Regions from separate parts of the Mus musculus genome. Here region 1 is linked to region 2. The links are chromatin contacts, found by POLR2A ChIA-PET in ENCODE. All regions are on one chromosome and are shown on one strand. Each heading gives the region's core, a stretch centred on a gene start or an enhancer-like site at or near the end of the contact. The rest is flanking DNA. Distances are from core to core; before and after follow the strand shown.

The links. ChIA-PET counts read pairs that join two places held with the same protein, here RNA polymerase II (POLR2A).
Region 1: POLR2A ChIA-PET joins it to region 2 with 12 read pairs in embryonic stem cell. The contact joins the promoter of Ppp1r12c here to the promoter of Hspbp1 in region 2. POLR2A ChIA-PET finds 5 or more read pairs at or near these places in 3 of 5 experiments (Patski and embryonic stem cell).

What each region holds. Positions count from the first base shown.
Region 1 is chr7:4,497,251-4,503,615 of GRCm38, reverse strand. Ppp1r12c (protein phosphatase 1, regulatory subunit 12C) reads left to right here and starts at 1,936. Exons shown (of 22, transcript NM_029834.3): 1 at 1,936-2,350; 2 at 6,070-6,200; 3 at 6,281-6,365. The coding sequence starts at 2,018.
Region 2 is chr7:4,681,861-4,688,087 of GRCm38, reverse strand. Hspbp1 (HSPA (heat shock 70kDa) binding protein, cytoplasmic cochaperone 1) reads left to right here and starts at 3,107. Exons shown (of 8, transcript NM_001360629.1): 1 at 3,107-3,194; 2 at 3,522-3,816; 3 at 6,040-6,227. The coding sequence starts at 3,613.

The DNA of each region.
Region 1 (6,365 bases), core at 687-3,186, 180 kb after region 2:
TTGTTTTCCCTATGCAAATTTTGACAGCTTTCTGTTAAGACTTTGGTAGGTCTGTGTTCCTGTTTCAAAATGTTTTTTTTATCCTTCTCAAATTGGATTTTTAGGGGAGATAATGTGAAATATCACATTATTTTTATCAGGTGTTTATTAGGTGTTCTTATCTGTTGGAAAAACTTTCAAACCTAGTGGAACATCACATTTTAGACTTACAAAGTCATGCCAGGGGGTGGCTCAGCAGTTAAGAGCACTAGCTGCTCTTCCGGAGGTCATGAGTTCAAATCCCAGCAACCACTGAGTGGCTCACAACCTTCCTTAATGAGAAAACAAAAACAAAACACAAACAAACAAAAAACCTATGGGCTGGAGAGAGCAGGGCCGGAGCGAAAGGGGGTGGGGGGAGGAAAAAAAAGAACCGAACAACAAAATCAGGCCCAGAGAGCATGATACAATCTGAATTATAATTCCTAGTGTCTTTTGCAGCCCCAGGTGGGCTGAAGAAAAGTATGTGGTTATTTTGGTCATGTTTGAGGGCCCTCTTTCTGGTATGCTCAGGGAATTATTACCACTAGAAAACGTGGGCTCGTTCTTGGTCTGGAAACTGACTTCTTAGGTACCTTGCATTCTGAGACATATTTGGAAGTCTGGAGCTGAACCCTTTGGAGGCGTGGCCTTGAGACTACATTTCCCAGCTTGCCCTATGTTATCTGATTTCCTTGAACTTTGCTCGGGAACTTTATCGCCATGTTAAAAGATGAGTTTGGCGGTGACAAGCTTTAATCTTGTTTGAGAACTCAATTTCCCGTCGGCCCTTGGTCTACCTGATGCCTTAGGGAGCCCATTCATTCATTCATTCGAAATATTTTTTATTGCCTACTCTCAGGCTTAGTTCTAGTCATTAGGACTAAGAGGGTCTCAAAGAAAACAAATCGAGTTTACTTATAGCCGATGGGAGAGGGACAGATTCAAAACCAAAACAAGTACGGCATGGTGGCACTCCTTTAATTTCATCACTCCAGAGGCAGGAGGAGGCGGAGTTTTGTGAGTTCGAGGCCATTCTGTCTGCATAGTGAGCTTCAAACCAGGCAGGGCTACATACTGAGACCCTGTCTCAAAACAAAAATAACCCCCCCCCCACACACACACACACACAAACAAACAGACTCCTGTAATCCCAGCAATTAGGAGATGGAGACAGGAAGATCAGAAGTTCAAGGGCATTATTAATGAGTTCGAGCGCCATCCTATCTCAAAACAAATCGTAAAAAGTATGCAAAATTTATTTCTATCTCTCAGGATCCGCTATCCGCTATCATTTCCCATGCGCCTTGGGGTAGTCACTTTACAAAGTACACTACATTTCCCAGCATGCCCCAGTAGCCTGTCCGGCCGCTCTACCCAGATTCCCAGCACTCCCTAGGGACATGTCCTCCTTTAGGCAGTTCTCTTTTTGCTTGTTTTTTCGAGAGAGGGTTTCTCTGTGTAGCTCTGGCTGTCCTGGAACTCAGGACCAGGATCAGACCAGACTGGCCTCGAACTCACTGCCTCCCAAGTGCTGGGATTGAGGGCGTGCCTTTTGAGTTTTTCGTTCGACCCCTTCCAGCTCCGGATTTCTAAACGTGCCTCAGGATATATAGCGAGTCTAGCGAAGACTTCCGCTTGTAGAACCCATTTCCCAGCACTTCTGCCGGCCTGCCGGCTGCCTCATTCTCTAACCTATCTGCTCAAGTTATGCAAGGCTCCTCAATGGGGAGAAACTCCACTTCCCAGCTCGCTACGAGGGGCTTCTTTTTAGGCCCTTGCCCCCAGCGATAGCTACGCAAGTCTCAGGCGGGACTCGGTTACCCAGAGGGCTTTGGGTCGGCGCCGTGACGTCAATATACCGAGCGGGGGCTGGGCGAGCTTCTGGGCGGTGCTTGTCGCGCGGCGGTTCCCGGCGGCCCCCGGGGCGGGCGGGTGGCGGCTGTTCGTCGCCCGGTGCTCGCTCGCTCGCTTAGTAGGCGGGCGAGCGGCCGGCGCGATGTCCGGCGAGGATGGTCCGGCAGCGGGCCCGGGGGCGGCGGCGGCTGCTGCGGCCGCCCGTGAGCGGCGGCAGGAGCAGCTGCGGCAGTGGGGGGCTCGGGCGGGCGCCGACCCGGGCCCCGGGGAGCGGCGAGCCCGCACGGTCCGCTTCGAGCGCGCCGCTGAGTTCCTGGCGGCCTGCGCGGGGGGCGATCTGGACGAGGCTCGCCTGATGCTGCGCGCAGCGGATCCCGGTCCCGGCTCCGGCGCTGCGTCCGACCCCGCCGTCCCTCCGCCTGCCCGTGCCGTGCTCGACTCCACCAACGCGGATGGCATCAGCGCCCTGCACCAGGTCAGCGCCCCCGCCCCGCGTCTTCGCCACTCGGGCATCCTCCCTCCTCGGCCCTGATCCACCTCCCCTCGACTGTGCCATCGCTGAGGATCCCGCCTGCTCTGTGGCCGCCTCTTCTCTGTCATTCGTGCTGTCATCTCTCTCCCGTGCATTTTTTGCAGCATCGCTTACTTCCGTGCCTATGCTGGCCGGGTTCCTCCTTTCCTAGCTGGTACTTGTTTGACTGTGCTGAAGTCTTTCCTGACCCAGGCCTGTGGTTTCGTTCTCCTGCACTCTGACTTGACCCTCTTTAGGCCCAGGTCCTTCAGTGTCACTTCTTTGAAGGTCCATCCTGTTTGTGCCTTCCTCTTCTTCCCGTGACTTGTGCTGTACGTTGTGGCCTCAGGACAGTGTACCACGTTGTTTCCTTGAAAAGGCATTTCCTCTGTCGCGTCATCCTTTGCTTTTTTTTTTTTTTTTAATCTTTTCTCTTACCTACAATCCCATGTCCTTAATTACATTATCAATTCATCCCCCCCCCCCCCAATTTGGGGAGCTTGTCACCTCTTATAGAAGTTTCTCCTCAACTCTCTTTCTCTGTTTACATTGTTTGCCTTCCTGGAAACTTGTAGGCATTTGCTCTTCGAGGAGCTGGACCACTTTTCCTTTTGTTTTGTTGTTTTTCCTTTAGACAAGGTCTTGCTATGTAGCCCAGGCCATCCTCAAATGCAGGTCCTTATGTCTCTGCCCTCCTCCTCCTCCTCCTCCTCCTTCTTCTTCTTTTTTTCGAGACAGGGTTTCTCTGTATAGCCCTGGCTGGGAACTCACTGTAGACCAGACTGGCCTCCAACTAAGAAATCCGCCTGCCTCTGCCTCTGCCTCTGCCTCCCCAGTGCAGGGATTAAAGGCGTGCGCCACCATGCCAGGCCCTTCTCTGCCCTTCTTATTTCTGGAATTACATGGCCACTTCACCTATTGTTGGTTCATCTCCTAGACTTTATTTAGGCAACCAACGTCCTTCTTCAAAAAGTGTGCCCTCTCTCCTAGATTTCCACCCTATCACCTCCCAGGATTCTAGAACCTATTCCACACATTATTTTTTTCCAGTGCTCTGTGCCCGAGAGTCAGGACCATCTTGTGTTGTTGCTTGGGTTCTTCTGGATTCAGGATGCTTTTATTCAGTTAGGATGACCGAGAACAAGATAAGTCACACAAGAGCCTACATCCCAGTTCTCCCTCCTGGTCTCAGTGTTGGTCCAATGTCAGTCTTCTGGTGGGCAGCTTCTTTCATGGCAACTTCCATCTCCTGGGTTGTCCTCTCTTCTTGCTAGGATCCCGTAGTTCAGTTACTGGTGGGAACAGAGGGGATCCTGGAAGGGACGCCTGCTGCCTGTGGAGATGGGAAACAGAGCGAGGGTATTTGACAGGTTCAATTTTCACACTTGCAGGTAGAGAAAAAACACCCAGAATCCATCCGTCCTGGGCTGCGATGTAGCTTGGGTGGTAGAGTGGGTACTTAGAGCTCAGGAAACCAGGGGCTTGGAAAGTGGAAGCAAGGTGATTGGAGGTTCAGTGTCAGCTTCAGCTACAGAGTGAGTTTGAGGCCATTCTCGGCCACATGAGACGTAGTCACAAAAACAAAACCAGTCAATCAGTACTGACTTAATGTCTGTTTGCCTGTCTGTTCTTTGTCTCTTTTATCTTGAGTGTTCTTTCTCTGTGTCCTTTAGCTTTCTTACTTGTGGAATGGGACCAGTGGTCACCTCTGTCCCTAGAAGCTCTGGTGAGAAGTGTCATGTGGAAGCTCCTCCTTGAGGCCTACATGATCTGCCGGTGTACCCTGGGAATGAGTTCCCAGTGTTGTCTGGGACATTTTCCTTTACATACAGCAGGGCACTACTTCCCTGCGGCCCCTCTCAGGGTCTCAGCATCTTTAAACAGTGCAGGAGAGCAGTTCAGACTTCTAGCACCACCCAAGTCCCTGGCTTCTGAGCTTTCTCTTCTGACTGCATCCCTCTCCTCTGCATCTGCTGGAGGCACTAGAGCACCTCCTCTGACAGGACCTGTAACCTCAGGCCTGGCCTGTCAGGCAGCCTTCCAGGTGGGTCTCTCCTCCCACCGCTGCGATACCTTGGTGAACTCACTCTTCAGGGCTTTGCAGGAGGCTTGGATGATTGGGAAAGGAGATGCAAAGAGAGCAGTTGGTTTACAGGGCCAGTACGCAGAGGGAGCTTGGGTCTAGAGTGGGGTGAGTGTGCTGTCACCACCTTGTACTGCCCTGGCTTTAGCAGTGAAAGTTCCAAGAGCTAATTTCAGTCCCAGGAAAACAAGGACATTTGGTCACTCTGTCTGGTGACTTCTGGTGTCTCCTGATTTCTATACCTGGAGCTGTGTTTTCAGTTTTAAACCCTCCTTGGGGCATCAGCTTCCTGCCGTGATATTTCTTGAGCCCCAACTTCTACCTCACCAAGACAGGGATACTCTTTTTTTTCTTTTCTTCCCTTTGTCCAATAATCTGCCTTGCCCAATAATGGCTATGAGTTGGGTCTATGGTTGGCAGGGCTGGGAGTTAAGAGTCCTAGGTTTGAACAGGGGAGAGATTTTGTGCTCAAACACATGGATCTGAGGGAGGAGGGGCAAGTCTAAGAAAAGAGGATCGACTAGAGCTCTGTGTCTGAGGGAGGAGGAGGTGGGCCTAGATTCCTGAGTCCCTGGTGCCCAGCCTCAGGCATCTTTCACATGGACGCCGGTGCCTGGCCAGGCCCTTGAAAGGGAAAGGCCCATCTGCCTCCTTGCCCCCCTCCCGTCACCATGACAACAGAGTAGAAATAAACTGAGCCCAGAGTGACGCCCAGAGTTCATCCCGTTCCCAGGGCACGTGTGGCCCCCCTCTTGCAGCCTAAATTTCCATGACTTCATGCTCTTGGCCCTTGTAGCTTCCTTCCCTCTTTCTCCAGATGGTTGAACTTGAAGGGGGTTAATTTTCATGAGGGCTCAGGAGTCGGGACCCAGCCCCCTCTCTCGACTCAGTGGTTCCAGCATCTAGCCAGTGTCATCAGGGATTGGGGCCAGCTTTCTCCTATGGCCCTGAGTACTGTGCTAGCTAGGGTGAGGCCTTCCTCTCCCCAAGTTTTCTGTTCTAAAGTGAGGAAGCGGGGGTGTAGTGTGGTGTTGGTGTTTGGGGGAAAGATGTTCTGAGGAAACCTGTGCACAGGAAAATTTGGGAAATATGCCCCTGGCCCACAACTGTGTCTCTGGGAGGTGCTGCATACGTATGATAATCTTATTTATTTATTTATTTATTTGTGCTCTGAATGGAAGTCAGGGCTAGGTGAGCGTTCTGACACTACCTACACTGGGGTGTGTCTGCTCAAAGTGCCCTGCCTTTTGGGAGACCATGTCTGGGTTCTGGGACTCCTCCATCTCAAGAATATGTTCAGCAATCACATGCAGGGATGGCAGCCCAACATGTTCCATGTCCACTTTTTTCATCCTGGCTTCTGGAACCTGCTCTTGTCTCCATGAACTCTTCATGCTCAGATGACCCAAACATGGAGTAACTAGGGTATTTTAAGCGGCGGGTGTCTGGAGGCCCCTGGGACTTACATTGAAGGCCATTAGCATTGCTTTTCACACCCTTCGCTGGCCCTGGGTCTCTGGGTCTGCCTTTGTAGAAAAGTCTCCTCGTTGGTCCTCTGGCTGGGTGAGATGAGAGCTGATGGGCTTGTTCCCATCCTTAGGCCTGCATAGATGAGAACCTGGAAGTCGTTCGCTTCCTGGTGGAGCAGGGTGCTACTGTGAACCAGGCAGACAACGAGGGCTGGACGCCTCTGCATGTGGCTGCCTCCTGTGGGTACCTGGACATTGCCAGGTGAGGCAAGGGTTGAAGGGCAGGGCTTGGGTTAGGTGTTGAGTCCAGGCCTGGCAGCTCTGACCTTTCATTGCCCCTAGGTACCTCCTGAGCCATGGGGCCAACATTGCTGCTGTCAACAGTGACGGGGACCTGCCTTTGGACCTGGCTGAGTCAGATGCCATG
Region 2 (6,227 bases), core at 1,858-4,357:
GCGTGGTGGCGCACGCCTTTAATCCCAGCACTCGGGAGGCAGAGACAGGCAGATTTCTGAGTTCGAGGCCAGCCTGGTCTACAGAGTGAGTTCCAGGACAGCCAGGGCTGTAGAGAGAAACCCTGTCTCGAAAAACAAAAACAAAACAAAACAAGAAAACCTAGAGAATAGGGTTAGGGAAATGACTTAGTTAGTAAAATATTTGTTGCACATGATAAGGGACCTGAGTTTGAGTCTCAGCACCCACAGGGTAGGTGTAGTAGTACATGGTTATAGAGAAGTGGAAACAGGAAGATTCTCTGGGATTCAATAGCCAGCTGGCATAATCTAACGGGCAAGCTCCAGGGTCAGTGACAGACCCTATCTATAAAAAATAGATAAAAATAAAAGGTAAGGCTGGAGAGATGGCTTAGCAATTGAGTTCTATTCTTTCAGAGGACCCAAGTTCTGTTGCCAGAACCCATGTCAGGAAGTTCTCAATTACTGGTAACTCCAGCTCCAAGGAATACAAAACCCTCTTCTGGCCTACACATATACACATACATAAAGAGTCTGGATCAGGTGAGATTGCTCAGCAGTGAAGAGCATCGCCTGCAGCCAGACAGTGGTGGTGCACGCTTTTAATCCCAGCACTTGGGAGGCAGAGGCAGGCGGATTTCTGAGTTCAAGGCCAGCCTGGTCTAGAGGACAGCCAGGGTTACACAGAGAAACCCTGTGTCGAACAAACAAACAAACCCCCCAAACAACAAAACAAACAAACAAACAAACAAACCGCACTGACTGCTCTTCGAGAGGTCCAGAGTTCAATTCCCAGCAACCACATGGTGGCTCACAACTACTATCTATAACAAGATCTGATGCCCTCTTCTGTCATGCAGATGTATATGCAGACAGAGTACTAATAAAAATAAATAATTTCTTTTTAAATACAAAAATCAAGCCAGGCAATGGTGGCAAATACCTTTAATCCTAGCACTTGGGAGGCAGACACAGGTAGATCTCTGAGTTTGATTCCAGCCTGGTCTACATAATGAGTTCCAGGACAGCCAGGGTTACACAGAGAAACCCATATCAAAACAAAATTAAAAACAAGATATTTGTTAACAGCAATAGTAAGAGTTACAGGGAACAAACCTTATCTTCTGGCCCACAAGGGCACCAAGCAGGTACATAAGGTGTGTATATATACACAAGTAGGTAAAATACTCATACACAAAATAAAAATGAATAAAACGGAGCAGGGTGAGTGTGCATACTTTTAAAAAATATTTATTTATTATTATACACATGTACACTGTAGCTGTCTTCAGACGCACCAGAATAAGGTGTCAAATCTCATTACGGGTGGTTGTGAGCCACCATGTGGTTGCTGGGATTTGAACTCAGGACCTCTGGAAGAGCAGTCAGTGCTCTTACCCGCTGAGCCATCTCGCCATCCCTGAGTGTACCTACTTTTAAGGCGTGTGAATATTTATGAGTTGTAGGGCAACCTGCTCACATCGTTCTGCAGGCCTGCCCAGGCTACATACTGAGAGCCTCCCCAAAACAAAACACCAAAATAAGGAACCATCTCCAAAACAAAAAACAAAAGAGGGGTGGGGTGGGACGGAGAGAGAGTTCAATGAGAGATATTTCAATGATTAGGAACTCTTGTTGCTTTATTGCTCTTGCTGAAGACTCAGGTTCAACTCCTAGCACCCAATTATGATGGCTCACAACCATCTGTAACTCCAGTTCCTGGCAATCCATCAAGCAAGCATACAGTGCACGCACATACATGCAGGCAAAATGTTCAGGGTCAGTGGTGGCACACGCCTTTAATCCCAGCACTCAGGTGGCAGAGGAAAGTGGATCTCTGTGAGTTTGAGGACAGCATGGTCTACAGAGTAACTTCCAGGACAGCCAAGGCTATACCGTAAAACACTGTCTCAAAAAACAAAACAAAAACTAACCAACCACAAACTATTTGTACACAAGTAAATAGGTAAGTCTACAAAAAAATTAAAAGAACAACAATAATTTAAGAGGCTGAAGAGATAGCTTGTCATTAAGAGTACTTACTGTTCTTGCAAAGAGCCTGAGCTTGGTTCCTAGCACCCATATATATATATATATTGGTTGTCTCATAACTGCCTGTAACTACAGCTTTAGTTTGTCCTTTGTCTCTGGCCCCATAGAAACCTGCATTTACAGGCATCTGCCTCCTCCCCTACTACATAATTAAAAACAATCTTTAAAAATAAAATCTAGCCGGGCAGTGGTGGCCCACACCTTTAATCCCAGCACTCGGGAGACAGAGGCAGGCAGATTTCTGAGTTCGAGGCCAGCCTGGTCTACAAAGTGAGTTTCAGGACAGCCAGGACTACACAGAGAAACCCTGTCTCGAAAAACCCAATAAATAAATAAATAAATAAATAAATAAATAAATAAGTAACTCTAAAAATATTTTTAAAATGATTGGAAGATCGAAGGTGGAAGACAGCTGATGTTGACATGGGACTTCCCACACACCATGCATAGTCACATGAAGACACACAACTCACACAGAGTATTCCACACTGAAACCGGTAATAAATGGGGAAACTGAGGCCTAGAAAAAAGTGAGCCCGAGTCTCAGGTTACAAAGGTGGGATATTAGGGGAGATATCCCGAGACTCTAGGAGCAAATGCAGTTAAAATCAGTTGAGTGAGGAACAAAACCGTCTGAGCAGCAGCAGCAGCAGCAGCAGCAGCAGCAGCAGCAGAGAAGGGGCGTGGCCTACGCAGGGGCGTGGCCGAACAGGACAAGCTGAAGTTCCAGGTACTAAGAGGCGGGACTTGACTGGGACAGGCCGAAAGGCCTAGAAAAGAGGCGGGGAATATGGGCATAGGCGGGGCCTATGCCTGGGAGGGGAGGAGTTCGCCATGAAAGTCCCTTGTTTGCTAAGATAAACAGAGGAGCTAGGGGGCGGGGCTTATAACAAAAGCGCGAAATGTAGGGGCGTGACAAAGAGAAAGTGGTGGGGGCCTAGTCGACAGAGGCGGAGCTAAGTGCCGCATCCGCTAAGAGGTGCTGCTTAGAACTGGGCAAACAGCTTGGGGTGAGGCACTTCCGTGTGAGAACTGCGTATTTCCGGTAAAGATGGCGGCGCCCAGTAGAGTCAGGTGCAGCCTAGTCTATCTTTAGGCGTGGTGGCAGCTCTAGACCCGGCAAGGTGAGATCAGCCCCATTGGGGCGCCCCTCTTCAAAGACACGGGAGGAGAATTGTTGCTAAGGAGACTGAGCGAAGGCTTGTTGCCATGGAGGCGGGGCAGTGGGGTTGCTAAGAGACGAGGACGCAAGCTGGGGAGCTTGGGGGGGCTCGTTGCCAGGGAGTAGGTGGGGCCTGTTGCTAGGGAGCAAGGAGGGACATCTGGATTTGGGCAAGGGTCCTGTTAGTATGAAGGAAGGAAAGGGGGCTATGGTTAAGGTGGTTGCAGGCAGAATGGTTTGGGATCATGAGAAGACTCCTAACACCTTCAAAACTCCACCTTCTCAGCAGACCTTCAAGAGTCGACCCATCCGGACACCATTGCTGCCTCAGCGGTGACCATCAATTTCCTTTAAACACATTCTTCCTTCACAGAAAGTCCATGGCAGACAAAGGCTCAGGGGGCAGTCGCCTCCCTCTTGCGTTGCCTCCGGCCTCTCAGGGTTGCTCGTCAGGGGGCAGTGGTTCCTCGGCGGGGGGCTCAGGCAACCCCCGGCCTCCACGGAACCTCCAAGGCCTGCTGCAGATGGCTATTACTGCGGGTTCTCAGGAGCCAGACCCCCCTCCAGAACCCATGAGCGAGGAGGTAAAGTATGAGGACCTAAGAAGGTTGGGTGAGGGTCCTGAGGATCTAAGTGTCTTGGGGAGAGTGGCTTAGTGAGCTACAAGCTGTTGTCTTCCTGGGTGGTGAGCTAGAGTCTAAATGTGGCATCATGATAGGGTGAAGGTCAGCTGTAAAGTGTCCGATCGCAGCCTTGTATTGGGAAGTCTCATGATGAGTGAAAAGTCTAAAAGCAAGCTGGGTTCTCTAGACCCAGGCAGAACTAGATTCAGCTTTGTCTCCACAAGTGTGACCTTGGGTATATTATTTAATCTTTCGAATCCTCAAGTGTTCGTTCATTTTTGAATTGATGGTGATAATAGTAATGATAGTGTCTTATCAGGCAATTCTGATGTTCCAGTCTATACTGACTCGTACACAACGTAGTTGGGTTTTGCCAGTTGCCAGCCATGACCTTGGTTGGGCAATTCACATCCTTTCTTTGCCTCTGATTTTTTTTTTTTAATCAATGAATTTGGAATAGCTATAATAAAACCTTACAGAATTGTCTTAAAGGTTGATAGGAATTTTTCATGTAACTTTTTTTAATTGACATTTACGATACATAGAATATTGTAGTAATTCAGTTAAGTTACAGAATAATTTATACATGTTGTGTCATGTTGTGCCAAGGTGGAAATAGGCATAGAGCAATGAGATAGTTTGCCCAAATTTGTCCAGGAGCGTGATTTCAAAGCCTTACAGCTTCTTCCCCTTTTCTTTCCTGTTTTGAGATTGCGGTCTCAAACAGACCACGCTAGCCTTAATGACCTTACCCTCCTGACCTTCCTGCCCCACCTCCAAAGTCTTGGACTTACAGATATATGGTAGCCATTTCAGTCCTCCTGAAGCGCCCTTTTGGGGACAGTGTAGTTTCTGGTCTTCCTCTGGACTCCTTTCTTTTGTTATCTCTTGTTCTCCTCATTCTCTATCTTTTCTGGCTTTTTTTTTTTTTTTTTTAATTTCTCCAGACGACAGTTGGCATGGCTGGAGAGCCCTTCTTGTTCCAACTTGGTAGCAAGTGCAGACCAGGGATACTATTCAAACCTCATGTAGTTCTCAGGACTTTTGTCACAATACAGAACCATCCAGCTCACCACAGCCTCCGGTTGTATAGCTGATCCTCAAACCTGACATCTTTTGGGAAATGGGCGGGACTTGTTGCTGAGGACAGAACCCCTGTATCAGCCTGACTCCTCTTTCTCCCCTCCTCCCTTAGCTCAACAGTTGGTTCTCTCTTCAGAGTCCAGGATCTGGCCATATTTCACACTGATACACAGATGAGGTTGTTCTTGAACTTGCTTCTGCCTCCATCCCACCCCGTGCTGGGATTATAAGCATGTGCCACCGAAACCTGCTCCATAAACTTTTCTCTTGCATGGACTACTTAGAATCCTAGTAAGCGCTCTTTCCCTGCTCCTATGCTTCTCAGTCCACCTCTCTGCCTCTCCTCGGGAGAACTCCCTTCCCAGCTCCACCCACTTCATTCAGAGCAGAATCTAGGCCTTTGCATCTGTTTGTAAGATCCAACTTGCTCCTTTCCTGGGGTGTTTCTCTCTCCTCAACTTTTTTCTTCCCTCACTTAACCTTGCTTCAGCCACCTTGGCTTGCTGGTGATTGCCTCTGTCTTGAATATTCTTCCTAGTATATGCTTGGCTATTCCCTGGCCTATTTCATTGCTGACATCTGACCCTCCAAGATGACCCCGTTTAAGTTCTACAGGCCAACCTCCACTCCCATGATCCTCCATTGTGCTTAATCTTACTTACCCTATAGCACTTGTCATATTGCCATCTCCTGTCACACTACATGTTTTGTTTTGTTTGTTTTTTCCCTCTAGCTTCTCTCTGTGTTTGTCTTGCACACACCCTGAACAACACTTTTTTTTCTCTAATCAGTCTGTCTCAGGACTGACTCCCTAGAACCTAGAAAAGAAGTTATGAGTAAAAACTGTGTAAACATCTGAGTGTGGTGGCTCTTGCTTGTTAATCCCAGCACTTGGGAGTCTGAGGCAGGAAGGCTGCTGTGAGCGGGAAGCCAGACTGCACTATAGAATGAGAGACTCCTGTGCTTCCCCCAAGATGTCTCCTAGATACTTGTTGATGGAAAGAGCCATCAGTCCTTGCATTTGGCTGTCCTATTAGTGTCACTCCCTGGGCAGTCACTGAGAGACATCTTCTACCCCCATCCTTCTCCCTTCTTCCCTAGAGACGCCAATGGCTGCAGGAAGCCATGTCGGCCGCCTTCCGGGGCCAGCGAGAGGAGGTGGAGCAGATGAAGAACTGCCTCCGGGTCCTGTCCCAGGCCACACCCGCAATGGCTGGCGAAGCTGAGCTGGCCACTGACCAGCAGGAGCGTGAAGGCGCACTAGAGCTGCTGGCAGACCTGTGCGAGAA